Regions from separate parts of the Homo sapiens genome. Here region 2 is linked to region 1. Evidence: read pairs that join two places in POLR2A ChIA-PET (ENCODE). Cell type or tissue: Panc1. All regions are shown on one strand. Links, peaks and the distances in the headings refer to the core of each region. The heading gives the core; the rest is flanking DNA. Region 1 overlaps GTF2F2 (general transcription factor IIF subunit 2). Region 2 overlaps GTF2F2 (general transcription factor IIF subunit 2).

Region 1 (7,757 bases), core at 2,965-5,464:
AAACAATTTCCATTTTAAATTCCTTCAAAAGCAGAATTAAGTATAAAAGGTGTCTGTATAACATTCCTATTATTTAATTCCTTGGATGAAGATAATTCTCTATTTACTTCTGCTTATTTTCAGGTATATACTATCAAATTGCTGAGAAGATATAAGATATTTACCAATTGCCTTTTCAATTTGAAATCTAAAAATGCCATAGGTTTTGTTTTTACCAAGATCCCCAAATTCAGTATACTCATTTCTGTATGGAAATGTAAATATTTAAATTATTCCAGTTACATATAAATCCATGCTTATCCTTTAAATACACAAGATGATTTACTTTATAAAGTACAAAAAGTTCTCTGGAAGTGTCTTTAGAAACTTACTGGATATGTAACCATAAATAATACTTACAATTATACTTTGCTTTTCATGTGCCACACAGAGTTTCTATGAACAAGGATTAAATTTTCTTGCTAAGACTGAGAAATCAACTAGCTAGAGTCTAGAAGGGAGATGTGCAACCCAAGGATGGATTTAGATTAATGATTCTTCGATGGCCTCTTACTATTCTCGGGGTGCAGCACAAGTTCCTTCATAGGACTTTAAGACTCTTTGGGATCTAGTCCCTGCGTATCTCTCCAGTTCTCCTTACCATTCTCCTGTATCTGCCTCTGGCTGCAGCTGTGCCACAGCCAGACTCTGGAAGGAGCCTCTTGCTGTCAATTATCCAGCAAGTGTTTACTGGGTACCCACTTCTGCCAGGCACTGGGTTAGAGGTTGGAGACATAGCAGTAAAGACTTGCTCTAGTGGAAGACAAGCATTTAATACTATAATTAACTGCAGTACTGAAGATGAACAAGGGTGATGGAGGGATGGTAGGACAACTGACTGCATACTGATAAAAAGAAAATATTAATCCCAAGGTGTGCATTTTGAGAGTAAACTGGAGCAGAGCTGCTCATGCTTATAAGAAATAAGGCAGGCTGGGTGTAGTGGCTCACACCTGTAATTTGGGAGGTGGAGGCAGGCAGATTACTTGAGGTCAGGAGTTCAAGACCAGCCTGGGCAACATGGTGAAACCCTGTCTCTATTAACAATACAAAAATGAACTGGGCATGGTAGTGCATACCTGCAATCCCAGCTAGTCAGGAGGCTGAGGCTCGAGAATCGCTTGAACCCAGAAGGTGGAGGATGCAGTGAGCCAACATCGTGTCACTGCACTCCAGCCTGGGTGACAGAGAGAGACTGTCTCAAAAAAAAAAAAAAAAAAAAAAAGAGATAAGGCAAAAAGATTAGGTGGAAATGATTCCTCCAAGGAAAGTTATGTCAAAGCTTCTAAGAGATAAACCTTTAGAGAGAGAAAAAAGATTGAAGACAGATATAGGAATGTTTACAAAGTGTCGGGACAGCTAAATGTGTTAACTTGGTGGGGGATGGGAGTGGGTGGGAAACACAAGTAAGTGTCAGCCTGTTTCTGAACACACCTGTGTCCTAATCTTGGCCCCCCATCCTCCTCTAATGCAATCAGCTCTCAGGGGTTTGGCCTCTCTAAATGGTAATCTGTTATGTTGCCGCTAAATTATCTTCCCTGTTTCAGTCATCTCCACGATTTGATCTTATGAGACATCCAAGGAAGGAGGCATGCACTAGCTCCTTCCTTCCATATTAAATGATTGTTCCCATTACTTCACAATTTGAAAATTCCTCAGGGTTTCAGTTTGTTTAGTGAAGTGCTTCTTTATAAACGGTAGCTTATTCTGGTCACACTCTTACACTTGAATTTATTTGTAGCCACTGCATCCAGACTCAGGTTTATGCAGCATACTTTCCTTTCAATTTTAATTCTACAATTCTAAAAGCCAATTTCATCACTCATACAGTGTCATGCAGTTTTTATCCTCAAAGCATTTAACCTTTTACATAAAGGAAAACACTGATTTTTTTTTTAAAAATAAACTCATTTTAAAAATTTAACTGTTCTATCATACATTTAAAAGGCAACCACAAGGGTTTTAATTAAAAGAGGACAACTTATGATTCAAAACTAAAAAGGTTAATGTATGAACTGAAAATATAACAAAGAACTAAATCTTAAAATACTTTAACTCGCTTTGAATCGTTTAAAATAATTTAGCAGGGTCCTTAACACTAAATAATTCATTTAACACTATCTCATGAAGTGACAAGAACAACTGGCAACTCCATTTCATCACTGAACAATGTACTAAATTAAACATTACTGACCTTGATATGCTTTCAAAGTCAAGGTAAGGTTTATCTAGGTTTGTACAAAATAATATAATTTGGAAATATGTGGTTCGTAAAGCACCACATATTTCCAAACAAACTACACAGAGGTATTAGGCTGACTTGGGAGCAAGCTAAAAGGCTACCCTGACCATTTTAAAAAATGAGTCTCCACTTTTTCAGAAAATTTAAAAATACAGTGTTGTTTTCAGGAAACAAATAGAAAAATAATGGCTGATCACTTAGATACAGCCAGGCTACATTTTACTTTGTTTTGTAAACCATTAAAAAAATACTTGGTGCTGGCTGGGAGTGGTGGCTCACGCCTGTAATCCCAGCACTTTGGGAGGCAGAGACAGGTGGATCACCTGAGGTCAGGAGTTCAAGACCAGCTTGCCCAACATGGCGAAACCCAGTCTCTACTAAAAATACAAAAAAATCAGCCGGGCATGGTGGCAGGCGCCTGTAATCCCAGCTACTCAGGAGGCTGAGGCAGGAAAATTGCTTGAACCCAGGAGGCAGAGGTTGCAGTGAGCTGAGATCGCGCCATTGCACTCCAGTCTGGGCAACAAGAGCGAAACTCCGTCTCAAAAACAAAAAACAAAAACCAAAAAAACAAAACACACAAAAACAAAAACAAAAAAACAAAAAACAAAACAAAACAAAAAAACACAAAAAAAACTTGGTGCAAATTCAGAATATAAATATATATTCTTCAAATGCCAGGACTAACCATGCCTTCTGGTGTTCCCCATAGACATAGAGAAAGTGCTTGGAAACATACAGTACATCTATAAAATAATTGCTATTCTAGTCATAAATCACGCATATCTATTTGTCACAATGTAAGACTATTAAGTATCAAGTAACAAATTTAGTCAAGCTTGAACTAGTATTCATTCTAATGAAATAAAACTCCATTTATTTAAAAAAATCAGGCCAGGCACGGTGGCTCACGCCTGTAATCTCAGCACTTTGGGAGGCTGAGGTGGGCAGATCATGAGGTCAGGAGTTCGAGACCAGCCTGGCCAACATGGTGAAACCCCGTTTCTATTAAAAATACAAAAATTAGCCAGGTGTGGTGATGCACGCCTGTAATCACACCTACTCAGGAGGCTGAGGCAGGAGAATTGCTTGAACCCAGAAGGTAGAGGTTGTGGTGAGCTGAGATGTCTCCACTGCACTCATGCCTGGGCAACAGAGCGAGATTCCATCTCAAAAACAAATGAACAGACAAACAACAACAACAACAAAAACTGCAATTTTAATTTTAGGTAACTTCAGAATGGTATTCTTGGAAATTCAAGTTGGTGAAGCTTGAAAGTAGTCCCTAAATTATTTGCCTGAGTTATAACATCAAAAACACTAAAAATAAAATACAGGATACAGGTGGCCGGGCACAGTGGCTCATGCCTGTAACCCTAGCACTTTGGGAAGCTGAGGCAGGTGGATCATGAGGTCAGATCGAGACCATCCTGGCCAACTCGGTGAAACCCTGTCTCTATTGAAAATACAAAAAATTAGCTGGGTGTGGTGGCACACACCTGTACTCCCAGCTACTTGGGAGGCTGAGGCAGGAGAATTGCTTGAAGCCAGGAGGCGGAGGTTGCAGTGAGCTGAGATCCGGCCACTGCACTCCAGCCTGGGTGACAGAGACTCCATCTCAAAAACAAAACAAACAAACAAAAAAACCAGGTATCTGTCTAACAGAATAGCTTATATTCAGGAAGCTTAATTTAATTTGAGACAGTCTCTCTCTGTCTCCCAGGCTGGAGTGCAGTGGCGTGATACCAGCTCACTGCAACCTCTGCTTCCCAGGTTAAAGCGATTCTTGGGATTACAGGCATGCACCACCACACCTGGCTGATTTTTATTTTATTTTTTGTATTTTTAGTAGAGACAGGGTTTTGCAATGTTGGTCAGGCTGGTCTCGAACTCCTGTCCTCAAGTGATCTGCCCGCCTTAGCCTCCCAAAGAGCTGGGATTACAGGCGTGAGCCGCAGTGCCCAGCCAAGAAGCTTAACTTTTTTTTTTTTTTTTTGAGACAGAGTCTTGATCTGTCGCCCAGGCTGGAGTGCAGTGGCGCTTATCTCGGCTCACTGCAAGCTCCGCCTCCCGGGTTCACACCATTCTCCTGCCTCATCTTCCCAAGTAGCTGGGACTACAGGCGCCCGCCACCACGCCAGGCTAATTTTTTTGTATTTTTAGTAGAGACGGGGTTTCACCGTGTTAGCCAGGATGGTCTAGAGCTCCTGACCTCGTGATCCGCCCGCATTGGCCTCCCAAAGTGCTGGGATTACAGGCGTGAGCCACCGTGCCCAGCCAATGAAGCTTAATTTTAAAGTGAATTTACACAGAGTAAAATCTAGGAAGGCAAGTAGGAAATATATGGACTGTCGTAAGTATTTTAAATCCTAAGATTAATGAAAAATCAGAGAATTTTTGAAGCAAGGAATTAAATTTGTGTTTTAAAAATATTCCTCTGGCTACTATTTGCAGAATAGAATGGGGCAAAAATGGACATCACTGACTAGGAAAGCTACTGTACCAATCCAGAGGAAAGATAATATTCACTTGGAACAGGGTGATGGTAAAGGAGTGGGACTCAAGTTAAACAAATTTAGGAAATATTTTGAAAACAGATTCAATAGAAAGTGGTGCCTAAGTAAGATAAAGGAGAAATAAAGGCATCAAGAATAACTGGGCTCAAACAATATGATACCACCTTACTCCTCCAAGAATGGCTATAATTTAAAAAATAAAAAAATAGGCCGGGCGCGGTGGCTCACGCCTGTAATCCCAGCACTTTGGAAGGCCAAGGAGGGCGGATCACGAGGTCAGGAGATCGAGACCATCCTGGACAACACGATGAAACCCCGTCTCTACTAAAAAAAATACAAAAAATTAGCCGGGCATGGTGGCGGGCGCCTGCAGTCCCAGCTACTCGGGAGGCTGAGGCAGGAGAATGGCGTGAACCCGGCAGGCGGAGCTTGCAGTGAGCTGAGATCCGGCCACTGCATTCCAGCCTGGGCGACAGAGCGAGCTCCGTCTCAAAATAAATAAAATAAATAAATAAATAAATAAATAATAGATGTTGGCGTGGATGTGGTGAAAAGGGAATACTTTTTTTTTTTTTTTTTGAGATGGAGTCTCGCTAGTCGCCCAGGCTGGAGTGCAATGGCGCAGTCTGGGCTCACTGCAAGCTCCACCTTCCAGGTTCACGCCATTCTCCTGCCTCAGCCTCCCGAGTAGCTGGGACTGCAGGCACCTGCCACCACGCCCGGCTAATTTTTTGTATTTTTAGTAGATACAAAAAAGAGTGGATACAAAAAAGAGTGGATAAACAAAATGTGGTGTGTGTGTGTGTGTATGTATATGTATATATATATATATATATATATATATATATATATTCACACCATGGAATACTACTCAGCCATAAAAAGGAAGAAAATAATGGCACTTGCAGCAACCTGGGTGGAGTTGGAGACCGTTATTCTAAGTGAAGTATCTCAAGAATGGGAAACCAAACATTGTATGTTCTCACTTGTAAGTGGGAGCTAAACTATGCAAACGCATGAGAATGATACAATGACTTTTGGGGATGTGGTGGTGGGAGAGGTAAGGAAAGGGAGGATGAGGCGTAAAGACTATACATTGGGTACAGTGTACACTATTTGGGTGATGGGTGCATCAAAATCTCACAAATCACCACTGAAGAAATTATACATGTAACCAAACACCACCTGTTCCTCAAAAACCTACTAAAAATTAAAAAAAAAAAATTTTAAAGAATAACTGGGCTCAGATTTCTGGCTTCAGCAACTATAACCTACGCAGGGTAGACAGACTACATCTCTGTAAAACTGTTTCCTATGGGATTCACCACATTTTACTTGAAAATTTGTAAATTATGTGTTCCATTTTCAGATGTAGAAAAACTATTCCAGTTGAAAATAAGAGAAGAAAAATTACCACCTTCTATTTTGAATTCTTAATGTTTTACATGAAGATATCAGTTTCTCTTTCTGTCTCACACTTATATTAAAATAGATACAAACATCTGATGTAGAAAGCTTCAAGAGCAACTCATTTCTCCGGACAAGAAATAAGGACCAGCTGGGCACGGTGGCTCATGCCTGTAATCCCAGCATTTTGGGAGGCCGAATCACTTGAGGTTAGGAGCTCGAGACCAGTCTGGCCAACATGATGAAACTCCGTTTCTACTAAAAATACAAAAAATTAGCCAGGCATGGTGGCTCACATCTGTAATCCCAGCTACTCAGGATGCTGAGGCAGGAGAATCGCTTGAACCCAGGAAGCGGAGGTTGCAGTGAGCCAAGATTGTGCCACTGCACGCCAGCCTGGGCAACAGAGTGAGACTCTGTCTCAAAAAAAGAGAAAGAAATAATGACTAACAATGACTATCATTGTATAACCTTGGTCATATAAAATTAAATAGCTTTGTTACTATTATAAGGAAACAGTCAAGATCAACTTCTTGAATTACTAGTCTTTCTATTATTATTATCTAAAGAGTAAGTTTAAGCTCATATTTTTTCCCATCAAAAAAACAAAGCTCAAGGGCTACCTAGCATAGAAATACAACAAGAATAAAATGACAACTGTAACAAAAATAAAACATTTAAAGAACACTTACTATGTGCTGGAAACTGTGGTAAGAACTTTTCCTATATCATCTCAATATCATTTTTTCCTCATAGTAAGCAAAAACAAAACAAAATTGGATTTTTCTCTTTTCAATCTAGGGTTCATGCTATTAATCCTAACTCTATATGGTCCCATAAAAGGTCATATAACAGAATAAAATCTCTAATAAAAACTTCACGAACTTAGTTCAAAGTAATTTCTCCTTGACAGTCATCAGCCTCCCTACAACTAATACAATTCTATACACACACAGAAAAAGCACATTCTCCTTTATAACACTGAAAAAAAAGACTCCTAGTAACTCAGTGTCACTAAGTCATTGCGACATAACCATGGTTCATAATCACCCTTGTCAAAATTACAGTTGGGCCACTGTATATGCATATTGGGTACCTGCAGATTCAACCAACTGTGGATAGAAAATATTTGTTTAAAAAAACAAAAAACTGGCAGGGCGCAGTGGCTCACGCCTGTAATCCCAGCACTTTGGGAGGCCAAGGTGGGTGGATCACTTGAGGTCAGGAGTTTGAGACCAGCCTGGCCAACATGGTGAAACTGTGTGTCTACTAAAAATACAAAAATTAGCTGGGTGTGGTGGCAGCTGCCTGTAATCCCACCTACTCAGGAGGCTGAGGCAGAAGAATCGTTTGAACCCAGGAGGTGGAGGCTGCAGTGAGCCAAGATTGTGCCACTGCACTCCAGCCTGGGTGACAAAGCGAGACTCCGTCTCAAAAAACAAACAAAAAACCCAAAAACAACAATAAAACAAAATGGATTTAAAAAAAAACAGTAAAACCACTACTTAAACAGCATTTACATTGTGTTAGGTATTGTAAAGTAATCAAGAGAT
Region 2 (7,757 bases), core at 1,909-4,408, 100 kb after region 1:
CTAACTGAACAACTGAGCTCAAAAACCATTAGGTGAAGCCAAACAACATAGGTATCTTCTTCAGAGTGGGTTGGATAGGATGGTCATAGTCCAAATGGGGTGAAGAGGATGCCACTGGGGTGAAGCAGGCAAGCAGGGGCAAGGTATCAGAGCCCAGTCAGGTAAGGAGGGCATCGCTATAAAGGAGTGGCTCAGTAAGAAATGTGTCAGAGCCTGGCGGGTGAGAGCATCCACATATAGGAGGACAACCTGAAACAGGATGCTGGACCCTTAGTGGGGTAAGGAGGCATTCCTATGGAGGAGGGGAGAAACCTCAGAACAGGAATGAAAGCCTGAACAGGGTGAGGAGGGTGTCCCAGTGGAGGACAGCAAAAGTGGCAGCACACTGAGGGGAGCTACAGCCCAAGCAGGGTGAATAGGGTATTTGCACATGGAGTTGGGAACGGACTGAACAAGTAAGAACAGAGGCCCAAACAAATAAGTAACTATATTAAGGACAACAGGAACCAGGTTTCTCACTTTTGGAAAAGAAGCACAAGTAAGAAAAGGAAGAAAACTGGAACAAAGTATGTGGTATTTTATTGGAACTGGATATATTAGTGCAAACTCATTTCAATATATGTAAATATAGAAATACAGATGTAAAGAGGGATGTGTGTGGGGGAGGTATGTGTGTGTGTACATATGCTCCCTAGCTCTGTTCACTGAGAAGGCCTTGGAAGCAGCAAGAAGCATTTGGGGTATCCAGATCTTAGTTTCTAAATATCATTCTCCCCTAAAAGGAACCATGGCCAACCCCTTGGAGAAATGGCTAACTCCAGGGCTTAGGCAGAAATGTATAAGATGAGTCTAAAACATCTCTCTATGTCAAAAAAATAACAAGTGCTCAAAGAATGATGAAGACATGTCAAAAGGGCATAAATATTTTACTATTAATTTATCCTCATATATTAATCTTTCCATCACTCACCTATTACTTCCCTGGGATAAGTTCCTAGCAGTTGATGGAATGAAAGAAACAAAGAGAAATTTACAGAATTGCTGGATGAAAGGCATGAATTTTTTTTATTAATTTTTATAGCTTTCTCATTATCCCAGTCCCACTCTACTGGATGAGCTCATTTGTCTATCTCTCTAGATAATGGCATCATCGAGAACTGAATAAAATGCTTGAGCTGTGAGCTAACTGGCAGAGAAAACAGTGGGATTGTTATTCTATGTTGTTTTGAGCAGGAATATGTGTGCATGTTGTGTAAGTTATATACACACACATATATGTTGCCAGACTGCCTTTCAGAAAGTTTGTAACAAATTGAACTCCCGTCATCATATTATCAGTATAACACTGTTCTAAACTCAGTCAATTTTATAACAGAAAAATTGTGTCTCATTAATTTTTTGTTTCCATACTTTTTATTATTAGCGGGTCCCCACATGACCCAGAATGTTAAACATGTTTAGAAATAAAGCTAGAAATAAGCACTTTGGGAGGCCGAGGCGGGTGGATCACGAGGTCAGGAGATCGAGACCAACCTGGCTAACACAGTGAAACCCCGTCTCTACTAAAAATACAAAAAATTAGCCAGTCGTGGTGGCGGGCGCCTGTAGTCCCAGCTACTCGGGAGGCTGAGGCAGGAGAATGGCGTGAACCCAAGCCGAGATCGCGCCACTGCACTCCAGCCTGGGTGACTGAGTGAGACTCTGTCTCAAAAAAAAAAAAAAAAAAAAAGACCAAAAAAAGAAATAAAGCTAGAAATAAAAATCTCGGGGAGAAGCCATATTATTAGTACAGGCTACATGATTATCAATAAGATATAACATATATCAAACATTTGGACAACTGAAGTATTCTGAGGCAGGATGGTGATGTACAAAGAAGGTTGCCTTTAAAATTAAACAAGCTAAAGCAAAACTATAAACTAATTTTTTTTTTGAGACTGAGTTTTGCGCTTGTTGACCAAGCTGGAGTGCAATGGTGAGGTCTCCGCTCACTGAAACCTCTGCTTCCCCGGGTTCAAGCGATTCTCCTGCCTCAGCCTCCCGAGGAGCTGGGATTATAGCCACACACCAACACATCTGGCTAATTTTTGTATTTTTAGTAGAGACGGGGTTTCACCACGTTGGCCAGGCTGGTCTCGAACTCCTGACCTCAGGTGATCCACCTGCCTCAGCCTCCCAAAGTGTTAGGATTACAGGTGTGAGCCACCATGCCCAGACCAGCAAAACTATAAACTAATTAAAATGTGGCACACATCAGATGTCCAAAGATACAAAAATAATCCAGGTACATTGGTTTAGAAATATCATATAAATTGCTTGATAAAAATGGTCCAAATGTTACCAACTGTCAGAACAAGCTGTTACTCTCATCTTATTCACAACTGGACTCTCCTTTTTTCGAGTATTAAGACAGAACCAAATTCAGGAAGAGCTGCATTCCAGGCTGCACGTCTTTTCCCTCCTCTCTGCCTCTCCCAATCTCTCCACCCACAGCCCTGTCTTCTGGAATAAGCAGCCACGCCATACAGATCTCCTAGTTTCTGGCCTGCGACACACAGCAAGCTGCTGCTGAGCTTCGGAAGATGTGGTAGGGAGGGAAGGTCCTCCCACACCACATTAGACACAATGCAGTATCTACTATCTGGCCTGTGTAGTATGCGTGGTTACAACAGCAGGAGAACTCTTATTAACTACGTATTTTACATGCATTTGAACCTATGAGGTATTAATATCATCTCCTCAGATGAGGAAACAGAGTAAACAATTTACGCAAAGTCACATAGCTAGTAAGTGATAGGGTAAGGACTAAACCTCAGGCTAATTCCCAGGTCCATACTCATAACCAGTATGCCACACTGCCTTTCTAAAATCTTAGTTGTTTTCATTTTGTACCCAAATACACATTTTTTTAAACCACAGGTAACCTATAACCTATAACCTATAAACCTACATACTTAGAGGTTAATCTGCCTCTAGGAATCAGTAGTTGATTCTACATCTGTGAGTACAGTTTACCTGGTCTGCCCTACATCTTCTCTTAACAGCCCTAGACTTTCAAATGTTCCTTATAAGACATTAATTTTTTTTTCCAGCTTTCTGATTATCCTAGTCTCACTCCACTGAATGATCTTATTCATCCATGTCTCTCTTTAAGTGCAGCACTAAGAACTGAACATAATGTTTTCACTGTGAGCTGACTGGCAAAGTAAGGAGGAGGATTATCATTCCACTTCATTCTAAACAACAGACATCTATCAATGGAGCCTTTTGTTTATCGGCTCATAAATTTGATGACTCATATTAAGCTCAAAATCAACTAAAATCCTGATAACCTAGTCACATGCACTGTAAGACATTCCCCACCCATCCTACACTTGTTTAACAGTGAATTTAGTTAATTCAGTAACAGCAATGAAAACTAAGTAAATTAGTAAAGTAAACAAGACAGCCTGGAGAATACAGCCAGGAGACCAACTAGGCAACAAGCTGTTTTCAAGCATTTTCATAGCAGTCTTAGGGTACTAATTACTATAAGTCTGTTCTCATCACTAAAAGTATCTAGATCTTCTACAAGACTGATTATGTGTTACGTTAGGTAGAAAATCTGCTAGACCTGTTGCCTACATATAAAACATGCAAACACACACAATTTGCTCCTTATTTGTCTCTGATATTGGCATAGGTAAAAACCACTAGATTCCCTTTTAAGAAATTCTGAGGGCCAGACGTGGTGGCTCACGCCTGTAATCCTAGCACTTTGGGAGGCCAAGGCAGGCAGATCACTTGAGGTCAGGAGTTCAAGACCAGCCTGGCCAACATGGTGAAACCCTGTCTCTACTAAAAATAAAAAAAATTAGCTGGGCATGGTGGCAGGCGCCTATAATCCCAGCTACTCAGGAGGCTGAGGCACGAGAATTGCTTGAACTCAGGAGGCGGAGGTTGCAGTGAGCCGAGATCACGCCACTGCGCTCCAGCCTGGGCAACAGAGCCAGACTCCATCTCAAAAACAAAATGGTGGGCTTACTTTTTCTTCAACTGTGGTTGAGGAAACTGATTTGAATAAAATAATTTCAACTCACTTCTACTGAGGTTTTACTTTCAAAAGAATTCAAGACTAAAGTGAGAAAAACAAGGAATGTAAGTACTGGCCATGTACTCTAGGGAAGAGATCAAGATGCAACAAAGTAAACCAAAGCCTCAGAACTACATACAAGAGAGAACAACAAGGAAAGCAAAATCAGACTTCTGTGCTATGTTCTGAAGTTAGCAAAACTAAGCCTAAAGGGGTTAGAAAAATACCTTGCTCTGGTTAGTGGATTTAAAACATAACAATGTTTTAAAACTTTGTCCGTATTAAACACCCAAAATGATTTGTATGGAGAGTAATCTGGAGGCTTACATACCAAGCAGTTACCCATGGCCACCTCTAAAGCATGTGAATGGGGAAAACAGAGACCTTTTCATTTTGTAAAAATTTTAAAGGAAAAAAAACAAGAAAGTAGGTATTACTTATACACTAAAACACACACACACAGTATTTGTAAGGAACTTTGGTTGGATCCCTAGAGAAATCAAACAATGCCAGCTCATAAATCAGCCTAGTAATGCATAGAATAACTACCCACCGTCTTCACCCCTACCCCTACACACACATCTGCTAACACTTAGGACAACTATATTATCAAAACCAGGACACCCTGGAGAGTGGAAAAGGGGGCACTATTAATAATTGCATAGGGAAACACATAAACTGGGAGGGTTCCAGGCAAACCTGGAGGTTTAGCCACCCTATGTGGATTAGCAACTATGTGGACCATCTGCTTTAAACTAAGAAAGAAAAAGACCTTGAGATTTTCTACCAAGCAAGGATTCATAAGGAAAAATTGCAGCATGCCCATTATTGCTTATTTAGCATGCTATCTTTAATATTTTACTTTAGTGATCAAAGTGGTACTTGAGATTTACATGGGTTTCTCTCAGCCTTGTTTCCTTTCACTCTTTTTCCTGTAATATTTTCCCCCTCCTCCCAAAAAGAGATACTATATTTCTGAACCAGGTATTTTCTTTACATAGAGGTTTTCAGGAATGTATTATTCATGGGACATGAATATTACATGGAAGGAGAACATTTGAGTTTACAAATATTTTAACAAATGCTAAGCTATTTAATGTTTTATAAACATCCTATGGGTTGGGAAGGCATTATTATCCACATTTTACAAACAAGAAGTGTAAGGCCCAAAGCCAAACAACTATCAACAGCCATTCAGGACTAGAAGCCAGGTCTTGAGCTGTATTGTGAAGGCACTCCACAATACCATGAGGTTCATCATCTAAGTACTCTCTCCTTTAGCCTGCCTTTCTTCAGTGACATACATTCCTGAGATTTTATCTTGGTTGTGGCTCCCATTTCAGTAAAACCTAATATAAAAAACTCTGAAGTTCATTACAGAACAGTAGCTAATTATGTACATTACAAAGAACTTCACATTGAGGGAAAAAAAACCTGTACATTTCAATATTATTTTTCTCTTTCAATAAAAGTATGACAACTCATAAAAATGTGACACATCTACAACTTTCCAGGAATATGTTCATCTTATAAACTTAAATATACAAATAAATAACTATTTCCATATTATCTTAATGGATTCATATAAAAGCCCTGCAAAAAGGCAACTTTTAGGATAAGAAATCTAAAGTCAGAAGATTCAGTGACTTGTACAAAGTCTCACTCATAGTAAATGATTGAGTTAGAACTAGGACATGCTGGAGTTTTCTGACCAATAAAAGGCCAGAATACAAGCCTGACTCCACTATGAACATATACTCAATCATTCCTTGAGAAAACGAGATATTACAGTTGGCCCCCTATATCTGAGTGGTCAATATTCGTGGAGTCAACCAACTGCAGACTGAAAATATTTTAAACATCGGCTGGGCATGGTGGTTCATGCCTGTAACACCCACACTTTAGGGGCTGAGGAGGGAGGATCCCTTAAGCCCAGGAGTTTGAGACCAACCAAGGCAACACAGGGAGACTCTGCCTCTACGAGAAAAAAAAAAAAAAAATTAGCTGGGCATGGCAGTGCTTGCCTGTAGTCCTGGGAACAGAGTGAGACCCTGTTTCAAAAAAAAGAGAAAAACAAATAGTAACAACTATTTACATAGTTTTTACACTGTATTAGTTATAAGTAATCTAGAGATGCTTTAAAGTATACAGAAGGATGTGTGTAGGTTATACGTAAATACTGTGCCATTTTATATAAAGGACTTGAGCATGGTAGATTTTGGTATGGGAGATGGGGCATGCCAGACACCAATCTCCTGCAGGTACTGAGGGACAACTGTACTTGTCCCCACCTAACTTTAGAACACAGTGTCTACTATGCCAAGCATTGTTCTAGACAATGGAGATATAGTAATCATCAAGACAAAAATCCTGACCTGGTAGAGTTTATACTTTAGTAGGCGATATGAACAACACATAAACAAATATACAGTATGTCAGATGGGTATAGTAGAAGGAGAATAAATAACAACACAAAAGAACAGTGAATAATAAGAGGGTAAGGGAGATAGAGCCTGCAGGGTGCTATTTTACATATGGTGGCCAGAAAATACCTCAATGAGCTGAAATTGTGAACAGAGACCGAAAAGAAATGTGGGAGTAAGGCATGGGGATTATCTAAAGGAAGAGTGTTACAGAGAGAAAAAACAGAAGAATAGCAATTATTAAGTTTGAGATGCTTCTGAAACATCCGAGGACATCCGAGGACACAGTCCAAACATCAACAACACAGTCAGAATTACGAGCGTGGACAGAGAGAGAGGTGTGTAAATACATTTTTTGATTTTTACTTATTTTCAGTTGAAATGAACATTTATTGAGCCCATATTAAATGAGACACAGCTAAGAAATGCCCCTGCCCCATCCATGCACAATTCACATCACCCAACCCAGGATCAATGTCTTGCTGTTTCTCCTCAGCTGGGTACATCCTACATTTCACTAGTTTTCTACCATTATGCAATCTCCTATAGTGGAGTAACAGGCTTGTCTTAAAGCTCAGAATCTTCTTAGAAAGTAGTGGATAACAGTCATAGTCACAGCTAACTAAAAATTTGCTTTAACATGCGCTGAGATGGACTCATTGCTTCCTGTGAATCTGCTAAGCTTGTCTGTCACTCTAATGATGGGCTCTTTGGAATAAACAGCATTCATAATAATCTTCACTCGCGGCCGGGCACAGTGGCTACCGCCTGTAATCCCAGCACTTTAGGAGGCCAAAGCAGGTGGCTCACTTGAGGTCAGGAGTTCAAGACCAGCTTGGCCAACATGGCGAAACCCCGTCTCTACTAAAAATACAAAAATTAGTCAGGTATGCTGGCGCACATCTATAAGCCCAGCTACTCAGGAAGCTAAGGCAGGAGAATCGCTTGAACCCGGGAGGCAGAGGATACAGTGAGCTGAGATCACGCCACAGCACTCCAGCAAGGGCAACAGAGTGAGACATTGTCTCGAAAAATAATAATAATACTGATCTTCACTCACATCATAATCGTCACTCACAAGTTCTCTGAAATGGATTATAATCAGCTGTGGCCTCAGCAGCTTCTTCCACAAAGCTAGAGTTGGCTGACTCCACATCAGTAAAGAATTCCAGAGCCTGCGTGTTCTGTGGTTGGCTCTAGGTCCGTGGTCAAGTCTAGGTTAATGGTTAAATCTTGGTCTGTGGTTAACTCTAGATCAGCGG

The links. Peaks named below come from ENCODE experiments on the same cell type or tissue, not always from the same donor. Only the 100,000 strongest peaks of a DNase experiment are listed, where the experiment ranks them.
Region 2: POLR2A ChIA-PET joins it to region 1 with 13 read pairs; 5 of 35 experiments call an interaction of 5 or more read pairs at or near these places.

Annotation. Positions count from the first base shown.
Region 1 is chr13:45,243,559-45,251,315 of GRCh38, reverse strand. All of the region lies in intron 5 of GTF2F2 (general transcription factor IIF subunit 2), which reads right to left. Among named protein-coding and RNA genes, the nearest start is that of KCTD4, 46 kb to the right of the region's middle. In Panc1, for the core only: no CTCF peak of the experiment used is centred there; no DNase peak of the experiment used is centred there.
Region 2 is chr13:45,138,430-45,146,186 of GRCh38, reverse strand. The region is part of intron 2 of GTF2F2 (general transcription factor IIF subunit 2); the gene reads right to left. Among named protein-coding and RNA genes, the nearest start is that of GTF2F2, 22 kb to the right of the region's middle. In Panc1, for the core only: no CTCF peak of the experiment used is centred there; no DNase peak of the experiment used is centred there; H3K27ac peaks cover 2,500 bases.